Regions from separate parts of the Homo sapiens genome. Here region 2 is linked to region 1. A link is a contact called in ENCODE Hi-C or POLR2A ChIA-PET data. All regions are on one chromosome and are shown on one strand. The core of a region is the stretch at or near the end of the contact, and the rest is flanking DNA. Distances in the headings are between cores, read along the strand shown. Region 1 holds the start of ZBTB20-AS5 (ZBTB20 antisense RNA 5). Region 2 overlaps C3orf52 (chromosome 3 open reading frame 52).

Region 1 (7,124 bases), core at 3,262-5,761:
CTTTCTTTCTTTTTAATACATTTAATTTTCAGGGTCTGTTTTAAAGCACGAAAAGAAAAACAGATTAGAAAAGCATTGCACATCAATAAGTATTTTGTAAAATAATCCATTTGCATTTATTAGAATATTCAGTTCTCAAAAAACGGCTAATTGGATTTTCTTCAAGCCTTTTCAAGACAAGTTCAGTTCTGTGTCAAGGATAACTATGAGAAATTTCACCTCAAAAGGTAATTTGTTTGGTTAGTTATAAAAGCCTGAAAAACAAGATTATCTCCACCATAACTATAACAAAACAGCTAATGAGTAAGTACATTCTGGTAAGAATCGATAAGAATGGCAAAGCCTGAGAGGGTCATCGCAGACTTGAGAAAGGTAACCAAGTGAGGAAACATCAAACAGAGTTAAAGCATTCTGAAAAACGGAAAGTGTTAATAATCACTGACAGGAAAGAATATTCTTCGATAGCGATGACAACAACAAAACAAAACAAAACAAAACAACTAAAACAACTGGAAATACATATCTCCAGAGGCAAACTATGACTACTTATTAAGCAAGAGGAGAACCTGCTTCTTTGTCATTCCCTTTGGAAGCCTAGCTTTAAAAAAAAAAAAAAAAAAAGGTTGCACAAAAGATACATGTGTTCCTTTTCTGGTATTATTACAGGCCCACCTAGATTTAGCTTTCGATTCCAGATGAGATCAGGCATGTTCAGACTAGCACATCTTTGCTCTGTAAGCACAGAGCTGCTATCATTTCACTGGCAAATTCTCGTATCCCCAAATTTATGCACAATAGATACCCTTTAAAATCTGCAAATTTTCTATTTCAGTGAAATAACTGATTGAGTTAATTTTTTTTCTTAATTTACGCTGCTCGTATTAAGCTGAAAAGTTAAGGCAGGCAACTCCTATAAAAAAGGAAAGTTGAACAGTACTTACCCTAAGTGTAATGTGCAAGCCTTAATGGGGCAATTTACTTTTGCTCTATGATATTTAGAAAGGTGTCCAGGTCTAAACTCAGCTCTCGCCTTTTTCCCTTCTGGAAAACTGAGTAGACTCACAGAAGGTGCCTCTGCGAAAGATCATACAAATCAACAGCCTTACCTGTGGCCATTCAGAAGACTGCACTTTGGTGTGTGTTTAAAACTATGAATAAAGTCAGATACAGCGCATGCTCAGCAGGCAATTTAAAAATATTTATAACATTGTTGTTTCAAAAACAAATTTCCTCAAACAAAGCAAAACTCAAATTTTTTTATCCATGCCAAGTTTAACGTTCTGAGACAAAGCTGTTTTGGAGTTTTCCGCTGAAGGAAAAAAGGCTTTTAAAATTTTTTGTTGAACGAAAAATAGTTCTCTCTTCCCTTTTGGGTACGCTTAAAGGGGTGGAATAAATTTTTCTCCAAGTTTCAACAAAATTCACCTCTGGCTATGATAAGGCATTACAAATTTAAGGTCTGTAAAAAATAATTTTAGAGAAACTAACAAGAAACTAAAAACTATGGGTTTAAAGAATGTAATGGTCATCTGAACTTTCAAGGCAGTCTTGCATGTAACTATACAAAAATTATATCCTGATACAAACAGGATATATTATATGTAGATAAGAATAATGTGTATACAACCATATGCATACCTAGAGAAGTTTTATTTTTCTTTTGCTAACTAAAATCAGAACTCTCTAAAGCCGAAAAAGAAATACAACAAAAATTTAGGAGAAACCCAGTAATAACATCGGCACAATTCATCTGTTTTTCATAGCAAGCGTGGAAAAGAAGGCAATCATACCAATTGATTAAATTTTGAGATATATAAAATAAAAATTTGATAAAAGAAGGTTTTTAAAGTATGAATTGCAGTAGAAATGCCTGTTTCGTTCCTGGTTGAAAATTTCTTTCTCTTCCTTGAATATCCCTAAGCATTCCATTTTACCATCTATCACCAAACCCTGAACAGCTCACAGATCTCACAGATCTTATTTAAATCTCTTACTTAATTCTTAAGTCTCTGAATGAATTTCAGCTCCTGCTCTACTTTCCAAGGGTGCTCAGCTGGCCTCACAAAAGCTCCACAGACACATCGTTCACTATCTCTGATGCTTTCAAGCTTAACAGAGGATGCCAAAAAAAAAAAAAAAATCAACGATTAAAAAAAGTTTATTAAAGTGAAACTAGGAGTGCAAATTTGAAGAAGTTGCTTCTACTTTTATTTCTCTCTCAACTCAGCACAGGTGTTTCCTAACTTATACTGCTGTGCATGCTGATGAAGGGGAGGGTTAAATTAAGGTGAGGGAGTGGGCCAAGGGCAGACCAACAAGCATATAGGATCTCCAGCCTCATGTGTTAATGGATGTGTTTAAAAATGGACCCCCCAAAAAGCCTAGAATGAGGTTTCTTTTTGGCAAATAATTAAACCAGTATACTGAAATAATTAAAGCTTTGTCTTTAAATAAAGCATCAGATCAACAGAACAAAAACAAAGATAAAAATTGCACACACATATGCATGTGCGCACACACGCTATGACACACACAGATACGCAAAACTAGTGGGTGAGGGGAGAAGGAAATTAAATAAAAGAAAACAAACAGAGTCCTAACAGGCCATTCTCCGAAAAGGAATCTAAATAAAAAGTCATATGATATCTGATAGTGCAGGACACGTCGCCAAGAACTGGAGCGGATTGCCTACAGGAAGAAAGGGCCAGTGTATTCCAGCTCAAAGAGCTTTTCTTTCCTCCTCCTCTATTTTTTTTCCCTTTTCTCCTCGACTGTGAATGTGTCACTCTCAGGTCAGATCCACGAAGAATCCCAGAATGACAGCTATCACCTGTCACTGTACTCTTGGCGGCACAACTAGCTGATAGGAGCTGCCTGAGTTGGGATCAAGAAGAGCTAGTGCAGCTTTCAGTAACAGCCTGTTATCCCAGTCCCTCTGCCCCTTTCAAAGATCCCCTTGGTCACATCAAAAACAGACCAAAAAGAAAAAGAAAAAAGAAAAAAAAGGGGGGGTACCAAATGAAAAATTAAAAATGCAGGGACAACAGCCCACAGCAACAAAAGAATTCAGGGAGAAAAAATAGAACACAAGCAAAAAGGAAAAAAGCAAAACCAAAACAACTCTTGTCTTCAATATAAAACTTTTTAAAGACTGAGTTTCTCTTATTTGGATGACATTCTTTTTAAAAGTATTTTTCTCCTTAAGCACTATTAAAAGCATTAAAAAATTCTACAAAAATACAGAAAAGTCTGAAAGCAATTCAAGAATATTCCTAAAGAAAACATGTAAGTGTAAGAAGTGAGTTACCCTGGAAAATTCTGGATTTGCCAAAAGTTCCCCTACTTCTAATATCTTTCAGTGAGTTCAAGTGCTAACACTGGCCACCTAGTACTTGTTTTTTATCTGAGGATCATTACTGAGGCAACACATACATAGTAAGGTTTCCCGAAAAGACTCCTTGTTATCAAGTTACTTCAAACATAAGGCACTCACACCTCCCAGCCAGGAGGGTTTTTTGATGAGCATCACACTCTGCCCTGATATGTATTACACCCTTAAGAAGCAGTTACATAAATGCATTCTATAATTATGGAAAATGTATATATCTATATTTTCCCCTACATTTTCCCTCCCCAGGGATATGAATAGATTTTATTTTCAGTTAATAGAAAAAAAAAGAAAAGAGTTTCTGATTCTTGAAACAACTGTTGTAGCTGTTTTCTACTTAGCAAAACAGTTATCTGTAGTTAGGAATGGTACATAATATATATTTAAGGATTTTTGTAGAGCTTGAGAATTGTTCCCCTTGTTTAGTTTCGTGTCTATAATGTACCTTAAAAAGATTTCTAAGTGACAATCAACATATAAATGCATTAAGAGGAGAACTTTAAGAAAGAAAACATTATCTTGGGTTTACAAATCCAGGATATTAGCATAAAGATATAAATGTACAGCATATATAAAAGATAAAATTGTTTACTACATTTTACACATACAGCTCACATCTGATTTCTTTTTGCTTTTGTTGGAGCATTAATTTGAAAATGATAAGCATTCTGAAATGTTTGCTACAACACAAATTCATGGTAAAAATATACATGCATAGGCAAAAATTGAAATGGAGAACACAAAGCTACGTGGCAATCAGAATCGTTGACAAAATCTCCATCTAGACTATATTTTGCATGAACTAGTGTATCATAGAAGGGGCAAGAAATCTCTCTGGGGGTTTTGTCATTTACATAATTAGAAACAAAAATAAAATACAAATATCTGCTCCCTTACTACCTTTTCTTAATAACTGACAAGTGACACAAGTGGTACCTTTTAAACAGATGGATGCAAAAACTTGTGAGATCGAATGAACTGATGTACCCCATTGGTATTTTGGGAACCCAAATTCCATAATTAACTTTTTACCCAAGTGGCAAAAGTAGAAGATGTTCTAGTCACCAAATTGATTATTTGATGGACTTTTGTTCTTTCTTCCACAAGATTTTGGCGACCCAGAAAGGGTAAAGACATGATAAGAGAAGATGCATCCTGAACAACTTTTATTGTGAGTAGAAAAAAAATAGCATAAAGTGAGCATAAGAACAGTTGGATTTGGAAAGATTAAAAGAGGAGAAAAGAGCAACATATGCAACTTAACTAGTCTTTTTCTTTTTAATTTTTTCATGTACATATATGTATATATTGGGATGATGGGGAGAAAAGATAACTGGATTTCTTTTGAATGTCTTTGTGTCTTTATAGAGTGAATGTTCTGTTCCTGTCTCTTTCTTTTTAGGCGAAAAACTAATAAAAATAGAAAAACATATATCAGACATTAAGCTCACTCCCCCCCCCCCCACCCTTCCCTTTGTAAAGAACTCTTTGTTCTCTAGTGAAAATGCTGAAAAATCCCCGGGCAGCTACTCCCTGAAACAAGTGCAAAACACTTAGAGGCTTTTGGGCTGGCTGGGAGCCAGAAACCCTCCCGCTGTCTGGTTAGAAGAGGAAAAAAAGAAGAGAGAGGGAGAGGGAGAGAGGGGAAGAGGGATGGGGGGCAGAGAGAGAGGAAGAGAGAGAGGAAGAGAGAGGAAAAGAGAAGGGAGAGAGAGAGAGAGAGAGAGAGAGAGAGAGAGAGAAATTGGAGCTTCCTTTAATAGACATAGGAAGCAGCGTTTTTTTCTTTCTTTTTTTTCAAAACTGGCGGTCAAGCGTTAAGTAACTCCCGTCTAAATCCACCTGCTAGAAATGAACTTGGGTAACCCCCCAGGGGTGCACAAAGACAGGGAAGACAGTAACATACTCCATACTCTTTCCCACCCCCCGTTGTACTGCTTCCATTCTTTCTGCTCTCATACACAAATGCCCACAGCTTCTCACGCCGCCCCTCTTACCCCCCAACAACAAACACAGCAAAATACATGCTCCCTCGGTCTCCTAAAAAAAAAAAAAGGCTTTTCCATCTCGGTTGCGACACAGTGATAAGGGGTAGCGAACATCTCATACCTGGTGTGAATGCTAATCAGTCAGGAGTTCTCCTTTTCCCAAGACAGGGAACTGTTTCCTTCCAAATTTATTAGAACCTCCTCCACTGCCTCTTTGAAAAACCTTCTTTGTCACCCTCTCCCAAGTCCCGATACTTCTTTAAAAAAAAAATGGCTTCGGAGCTCCTTCTATTCTTGATATTGATTCTCTCTCTCTCCCCCCACCCCTCCTCCTCTCTCCTGTCTGTGTCTCTTCTGAGTGGTCTATTGATAAGTCCCTGGAGGCACTGGGTCAGCCTGCCCGTAGGAAACCAGACACAATGCACAAATCTCCGAGTGCCATTCTGCCATCAGCAAGCAGACCACGTTTAGGAGAGAGAGAGAGGAAAAAAAAACAGTAGAGCAAGAGACAGAGAGAGAGAGAGAGAGAGAGAGACACCAACCGAGGGAGGGAGAGAGAGACTGAGAGAGAGGAAGAGAGAGGGGGAAGAGAGAGAGGGGGGGGAGAGAGAGAGAGAGAGGGAGAGAGAGGAGAGACGGAGAGAGAGAGTGTGTGAGAAAAAGACTGATTGGAACAGGAGGGAGAGAGAGAGAAAAGGAGAAGGAGAGAGAGCGCGAGAGGGAGAGCGGCACTGCCAGTCAGGTTAATCATCCCTACTTTAATTAGCTGTTCGGCTTAGACATAAAACAATTGAATTTGAATGATCTGTCAGCAGGCTCGGCTGAACCAAAGGGGAAAAGCGAATATTACAAAAAGACTGTTGGTGTGTTCTGATAAGCAATACTGCTCGTACTGACAAATCCTCAAAGGGGGAACTATTAAAACTTACAACTAAACAAAAAGTGCAAATACAAATGGCACTAGATAGAGGTCTTTAAAAAATGGAGTTTTCTCCTCTAGTTTTATGAACCATAGATATTTATGTGCAGGTGCCAACATATTAGGGGTTTTCGTGTAATGTGTGAAAGTTTATTAACGATGGTCTAGGAGTGTAGCAGACAGATGCTGCAGAGAACAAGACAGGTACAGTCAGATGCCGAATCTAGATCTTGGAGGGAGAAGGATGCTGGAAGAAGAGGCACCGTGGCAAGAGATCAGCACAGACAAAGTCAGTGGGCAGATAGGCAGACAGATTTTAGGCACGGCACGATCTCATCTAAAAAGGCAAAAGTTCTGATGCAATATTAGGTACAAAACAATCCATCCATCCTCCTCTCCCGGGTGCACTCCAAGGTACAGTTAAAATGGATTAATCTTTGTGACAAACAGAGCTGGCAAGGCAGACACTGAAGGCGATTTGCAGACCCAGAGAATACAGAGCTAGAAAAAGCCCCAGAGATCAATCTCTCCCCCTCCCAATTTAGTAGAGAGGAAACTGAGGCCCAGAGTCGACACTAGACACTAGGACTCCAGGAGCCCACCAGGCCAGTGCTCTTTCCACCACACCAGCTAACCTAGAGTATTCTTTGAAGATCTGGCCCAACAGGTATGAAAATCACCCTTACCTCCCAAATAAGAAGATTACTCCACCTATATAGTTAGTGCACAAACCTCCAATTTCTCAAAATGTTTAAATAGCCAAATGGAAATATAATTACATATATAAATACATTTCCACTTTATATATATGTGTGTTTATGTATATATA
Region 2 (7,124 bases), core at 4,625-7,124, 2.3 Mb before region 1:
TTCTGGACCCAGCCAATGGTAGGAAACTTTGGCTGTGCCTTAAACATTTTCATAGGTCAAATAAAGAATTGGTTAAACTAAATATCCCTGGCACACCTTTGTGGGGGCAATGCTGAGAACATGAAGAAGGAATGTGTGTGGAGAAAAGGGGAGGCTTCCCTGGCTTGCCTTAAGGGATGAAGGCTGGGGTTGGGACAGATGGTGGGTCAAGCCTGGGATCTTCTCAGCATCTTGACTGGAGATGGGCACCTCTACCTCTACCTCTGATGGCCTCTCCCAGTGGATTCCTAGAGGATAGGTACTAGGTGGAAGGAGGAGGTTAGGATCACCTCAACTTTTTGTGATGAATCTATGGAAGAGGATTCTTATAGGACAGTATGTTCTTCCAGGACAGAACATTCTTTGCTATTTTGTACTGGAAGAACATGCAAAACTAAAAAAAAAAAAAGTTATTGCTTAAATTCATTTCTTGAGTTGCAGTATGATGCTGTTTATGTTTTAATGTCTTCCATTGCCTTTCAGTGGTGAAAATGCCACAGTAACGTATGACCTGCAATTTGGGGTTCCATCAGATGATGAAAATTTTATGAAGTATATGATGAGTGAGGAGTTGGTGCTGGGCATTTTGCTACAGGATTTCCGTGATCAGAATATACCTGGTTGTGAGAGTCTGGGGCTTGATCCAACATCCCTCTTGCTCTATGGTAAGTAGAGCAAGTAAAGAAGTCAGAGTTGTGACAATAAACAGGTGAACCAGATTGGGGTCAAATTGGCTTGGTTCGATTTGGCAACTGTGGTGACTTGGTACTGTGTCAGACTATTCATTTATTCACTCATCCCCTCAGCAGATGGTGTTGCTGTGAGGTGATGTTCCCCTCTCTGTGGAGGCTACACAGTCCGTGCCCTCCATAATTAGACAGTGTAGTTGGGGAGCAATTATGGAAAAGATAATTCAACTATAAAGATGAACATTGCTACATGTTTCCTCATGCAGTTCACCCACATTCTAAGCCCTGTATCCTACTTTACAACATGATTAGCAACCTTTATGGAGATACTGTGGTTTCACAAGAGAAGTAAGAATTGAAGAATTGGAAATAAATGATACAGCTAAATTGCTGAAAGAGTATCTCAATATGGGGAACCTATTTCTTTTTCTGTTGAAGGCCACTGAGACCATTAAGAAATTAATAGAGGGGTATACAAAGACAAGTTTATTCCTTTCCTTAGAAAATTATGACAAATTTACTTGTCAACTTTTAAAATTAAGAACAGAACAAGGAAATAGATATGTTCTTTAATAAATGTAACAAACACCCCATTTATCAGAATCTGAGAACTTTTGACACTCAGAACAAAACCTGACAGAAAGGAAGGTCAGAAGGCCAAATGGCTTCAAGCCCTCAAAATATCCTTCCATTGCTTTGTAGTGAAGCTCTGGCCTTTGCTGCTGATCTCACTTTCTGATACCTCGCTCGGAGGCTTGTTTGCTCTTATTTAGCCCCTAATGCCAACAATCTTGAATATTTTATGTTCTCATCCACAGTCCATCAGAATCACTTTCTCCACATGAGTAGGTTCTCAGTAAATACTAGTTGAATGAATGAAAGGCAAATTAGAAGTAGTTGTGGTTGGCAGCAGGTGCATTAACGGTCTAGAATCAGAAGCATGGAACAGGGGGTTAAAAGCACAAGTGTTAGTGCATAGTACAAGACAAGGTGTTTATTATGATGATGACACTGTTTCTTGAGGATGAGAGGCAAGAGTAATGTTGGCCTAAGAAGGCAGAACGTTATGTAAAACAGTTCTTAAGAATGCCATTCAGAAGGCCAAATTTTAGCTCACTGGAAGTCTCATAAATGGAGATCTTCCTCACAGAGCATCCTGAATAAAGTGTGTCTGTGGGTCAGGCAGACACTATATGTGTGTGGAGTGAAGAGATTGTGCCCCAGTTACAGGAATTAAAAAAAAAAAAAAAAAAGCCAGGCGCGGTGGCTCACGCTTGTAATCCCAGCACTTTGGGAGGCCGAGGCAGTTGGATCACCTGAGGTCAGGAGTTCGAGACAAGCCTGGCCAACATGGTGAAACCCCATCTCTACTAAAAATACAAAAATTAGCCGGGCATGGTGGCAGGTGCTTATAATCCCAGCTACTCGGGAGACTGAGGCAGGAGAATCACTTGAACCTGGGAGGCAGAGGTTGCGGTGAGCCGAGATCGCATCATTGCACTCCAGCCTGGGTGACAAGAGTGAAACTCCATTTCAAAAGAAAAAAAAACCCAGAAACCTTCAGCCTCCTCCCATGTGAAGAGGCCTGCGATGCCTGTGGGGGCTGCTGCTGTGGTGTGGTTGGTCTTGATTTTCTTAGGCCCCTTGCAAAAATTGTTACTGGCTCTTTCCAAATGGAGGCCAGGGAGATGGGCAGAGGTCTGAGGAAAGGTTTAAGAGGCTTCCAAGGCTGAGAGGTTCAAATAGTACAGGATAAAGGGCAGGCTGCTTGTGAGACCTGAGGAGGGCTCCCAGAAGACCCTGAGCTTGGCCAAAGAGACTCAGCTGTTTCCCCAGGGCTTGGTGCTCCAGCAGGTGCTGGGAAGGCAGCTGTGAGTGGAACAAAGTCTCTGCTCTTCTGGAAATTGCATTCTTTCTCTCAGACATTTCTTCTGACGGGACATGCTGAGAAAATGTGGGGTTTTCTGTGACCCCATGTCCCACTTTCCAGAGCATGAATGTGCAATATTTGAGCCATTTTATGTTTTCAGAATGTGAGTGTCACTGCCCTCTCAAAGGGAAGGGTGCACAGAGAAGCAGTTGGGAAGTGAGGAAAGAAGAAGAGGGACTCATCGCAGGCATGCAGGCAGATGGGGGATGAGCTCAGAGGCAAACTCTAGAGAAAGGGAAAATGTGTCAGGGAGAGGCCCAGGGCCCTGGGAGGGACCAAGAGGGATGGAATGAGTTCTTACGCCAGTTTCTACGTGCTCATGAGCTGTGGGCTTGGGGGATTACCATCCCCGCCCTGTGATTACCCAGGCAACTAGTTTCCCACAATGGTAATGTTCTTAGTCTTCAAAGAGCAAAGATTCTTAAAATTGTTTGGTTTGTGTGCTCCTTAGAGAATTTGAAGACAGCTGTGTACCTTCTCCCCAGGAAAAAAAAATGTACCTACTTCTCCCCACAACACAAAATTGTACAGACAATTTCAGGGATTCCGAGTATTTCCCTGAGGCCAGCCTATGGTCCATTTGGGGTTTGTATATGTGCGCTTTAGAAGCAGAATCCAAAATTAGATTGTAATTTAGATTCCTGAGGGGTTTTGTGTGTGTTTGCTTCTCATTCTCTAATTTGGAAATACGGCGATTATTTTGACCTGACTGCATGCATATTTGGATGCCTTATAAAAATAAAAACTTAAAATATAATGATAAAGGAATTTTTTAAGTCCATCATCCCTCACCCTTCCCTATCTTTGGTCTTCTTCACCTCCTAGATGAGTGGGGCCCTGGGCTAGGAGGGGGAAGTCTGTTTTACAAAGGTCGAAGAATAGGTCAGCATCATGAGTTATTTTGGACACAGAGGAGGTACTTGGTACTGTTCTCACATGGGAAGGAGTCAGCTAGTAGACTGAGTAGGGAAAAAGGGCAAAACCAGGATTTTTGTGAGAGAGAAGAGGAAAAAGCCCCAGGTAGGGAGAATAGTGAATCTTGTCAGTCCTGTCAGTGGTGGCGAGGCTGGACTCCTGGTCTGTAGACCCCGGCGGGCTCCCCCTGTGTTGTGTCTGCTTGGGGCTTTGCATCTGCACCTGCTGTGCCCTAGGGTTCACACCATTTCTCTCATCAGAATTTCTCACAGTATATTTTACACGTTTTAAAAACGGAAATTTTAGAGTTTATGGTTAGATTATGAAAAGGGACTGGATGTTAAAATGTCCTTAGCACCCAAAAACCACATCATCAAAATTATTTCTCATGCATCCTACCCAAACAAATAAGCAAGAAACAATAAATGTCATTTGCCTTTTGAAATGTATTCAGAGCGGTGTGTGTGTGTTGGACTGAAGACTAAATTTCCTCTGTTAGGAATGTATAAACCTTGCAATTTTATCTAAGATTTTACACTAAAATTCAATGAAATGAAATGAAAACGTAAGCATTTAATAGTGGTTTTAAAAATCAGTAACTTTTGTTCATCTGTGTTTTCTTTTTAGAATGAAGTGATGGAGGCTGGTCTCTGTCTGAAAGCAGTGCTCTACCAAGTCCTGGAGATGAAGGGAATTCACTCTGTTTTGCAGAAAAGATTCTGTGGATTAATACAGAAGCACCAGCAACACCAGAGGGGTGGAGACTCCTTTCTCTCCCGATTCTACAGTCTGGCTCTAAGCCCAGTAAAACAGCTCCCGAGCACTGCTTCAGCTGGGTCCAGTCTTGACAAAGGCAGGAAGCCAGCTAGGGTGGGGGCGATAGGGTCAGCGGGTATGTCCCACTGTTGGAGGTCACTGGTATTCTGTTTGTTTTTGTTTTGTTTCGTTTTGTTTTTTGAGACAGGGTCTCGTTCTGTCGCTTAGCTGGAGTGCGGTGGCGTGATCATGGCACTGCTATTCTTGAAGCACTCCACCCACCTGGGCTACTTTTTCTTTAGTGCAGAGGTGCACTGTCTTCTTTTAGGTGGGATCGCGTAAGCATGAGCTGGTAGAGCACGGAGAGGCAGGCAGCCAGGTTACGAAGACTAAGCCAATTATTCACTGAAGTCATCCTCCTCCCCCCCACCATTCGATTTGATCTACCTCTAAGCCAGGCTGTGAAGAAAAGGAAGGCACTTTAGAAGACCTCAGCAGTGTGGTTCTGTGTCTACTTCCATGACCTGTACCTGAGTATCTTAGCCAGCCAGCCTTAGGAACACCACCAAGGTTACTTTGAAATCTATGTATATAGCTAGTTACAGACGGGAGCTATGTGTTTCTTCATTATTTTGCAGCTCCTCGTTGTTCCTGTGATTCCTGAACACCTTTTTGGAAATATGGGTCTCTGTGAGTTTTGAGCACACTACTATCACTTTGGATAGTCACTCCATTTATATTTTTATAAACTTCCATTAGAGAATCATTAAGGCTGTTTAATATCTGCTCTGGATATTACGCATTGGCTTTTTGTTGCCTAGTGCTACAAACCTTCCTGTGGGACTCAGTGTCTTCAGGCAATGATTGTGTATCCTGTTACAGATGGTTGTGATACAAGAAGAACCACTCTTCTTTGAAAATAAACTCTTGGAAGCTTTTGCCAGCTATTTGGGGGGTAGGAGGAATATTAGCAACTGTATTGGTTGTCTACAGATACAGAATTGCCTGTTGTGAGGGAACTGATTGTTTTGTTGGGAAAAGAAATTTACCAGGAGAAAGAGTTTTGTGCTGTATTGTGAGAGATCTCGCCTCTCAGTTAAATGAGCCCTGGGTTAAAGTCAGTGTGAAGGGCAGCTGTGTGCGGGCACGAGCCAGAGTGTCTGCCTCAGACTAGATTTGACTTGAGTTCTTTATGACCCAGGACTCTGGATAATGTGAATTTGCTTTCCTATTTAACTAGAAGATACATGTACTATAGATCATTGTCTCATTTTAGTGATTGTTCCTTAAACTAGTGAAACTAGTGGATTTCTCTTCTTCCTCTTTATTTTCTGCATGTTAAATGTGAACCTTAGTGTATTTGTATTTTGTAGAAAATAATGAAAAATTTTAATGGAGAATGATTTAAAAACATTTACAATACATTATTTTTGCATCTGTGTTGTTGCATTCCCATTGGCTGAGCTTTGGGCTGGGTTTTTGTTTGTTTGTTTTTTGCAGTAAATGGTGTTGAGCATAATTTTTTTCATTTCCCTTAGGGCAGCTTCCTCTTCTGGGTGAATAAGATCAAGCCAAGTTTGGCTGGGGCGGCCTGGGTTCTCCCCTCTGTTCCAGCAAGAGCAGGCAGAGGCCATCCCCTCCTCTTTCTCTGAGGCCCTCTCTGGCAGGACTTGGTATCTGAAAGGGCTTGGACTTGAAGGAACAGCCTGTTCATGTCTGGAGGCAGGATTTGGTTTTGTTCTTCCCTTCTTGTTCAGAAAGCACCAAGATGCAAGTACCTTGTCTTGGGTTTTGACCATTTGCAAGTCATAGAGAGGACTTTCCATAGATTTGACTTTTCTGCCCAAATGGTATGGGAAAAAACTAACCTTTGTGACTAACATATTTGGTGGTGTTTGAAAAAAAACGGCCCTTACAAATGCACTGTTCTGCTATAGGAGATAAATCTACTGGTCATCACACAACATCATGATGAGCATAATGCCTGGTACATAGTGAGGTTTTAATAATTGAAGGATTTGAGAAGAAAACTGCTCTTCTCTGGATGTCACTTAGATATGGATAGAATGGCAACAGCCATATCAGCAGAACCTGCTCCTGTTCCTCTGCCAACAAAAATTCCAGCCATGTGTCTGATTCTTTTTTGCCTTTCAATTTAATTTAGTTCTACAGATTTGAAAAAATGATGTGTTTTATGGAAGGCTATGGGGATACTAGTGGAGAAGACAACAATAAGAAAAGAAGCTGTTAGTCTTATTAAGGAGTCAGGATCAGTACAGATGAAACAGGAAACAGCAGAAAAAAATACCCAGGGGTCAAAAACAAAGGCAGTCTGGGCGCGGTGGCTCAAGCCTGTAATCCCAGCACTTTGGGAGGCCGAGGCAGGCAGATCACCTGAGGTTAGGAGCTCGAGACCAGCCTGACAAACATGGTGAAACCCCATCTCTACTAAAAATTAGCCAGGCGTGGTGGCAGGCGCCTGTAATCCCAGCTACTCAGGAGGCTGAGGCAAGAGAATCGCTTGAACCTAGGAGGCAGAGGTTGCAGTGAGCTGAGATCACGCCATTGCACTCCAGCCTGGGTGACAAGAGTGAAACTCCATAACAAACAAACAAACAAACAAACAAACAGAAACAGTAGGGTTGCGGGTGGTCAGAGAAAAGAGTGGTCAGTATAATCAGAGGACGTTTTTTTGTAGGAAGTAGGACTGAAGCCGAATCCTGAAGCACTGGTGGGATTTGAATAAGAAGATTTGCCTTCCTTTACACATGTTCGTGTCTTCTTAGGATGAGGTA

The links. A loop is a pair of places that touch in the nucleus more often than their neighbours do. ChIA-PET counts read pairs that join two places held with the same protein, here RNA polymerase II (POLR2A). Pooled maps may share reads with other maps.
Region 2: a map with no recorded cell type shows a loop between it and region 1 (5-fold over the local background). The contact joins the enhancer-like site here to the promoter of ZBTB20-AS5 in region 1. A Hi-C loop is called at or near these places in 4 of 37 single-sample maps with no recorded cell type and 1 of 50 pooled maps. POLR2A ChIA-PET finds 5 or more read pairs at or near these places in 1 of 52 experiments (OCI-LY7).

Annotation. Positions count from the first base shown.
Region 1 is chr3:114,449,082-114,456,205 of GRCh38, forward strand. It overlaps ZBTB20-AS5 (ZBTB20 antisense RNA 5), which reads left to right and starts at 4,512. Exons shown (of 3, transcript NR_121661.1): 1 at 4,512-4,559. The region is part of intron 7 of ZBTB20 (zinc finger and BTB domain containing 20); the gene reads right to left. RefSeq lists an enhancer at 640-789.
Region 2 is chr3:112,112,442-112,119,565 of GRCh38, forward strand. It overlaps C3orf52 (chromosome 3 open reading frame 52), which reads left to right. Exons shown (of 6, transcript NM_024616.3): 5 at 523-704; 6 at 4,201-5,769. The coding sequence ends at 4,205. It overlaps MIR567 (microRNA 567), which reads left to right and starts at 360; the gene lies at 360-457. RefSeq lists enhancers at 2,395-2,654, 2,675-2,754, 2,765-2,814, 3,045-3,134, 3,691-3,750. Within about 2 kb of position 5,875, at least 5 of the 41 ENCODE cell types and tissues checked have a DNase peak (open chromatin) inside an H3K27ac peak, as active enhancers do; they include OCI-LY7, where a contact is called at or near this core.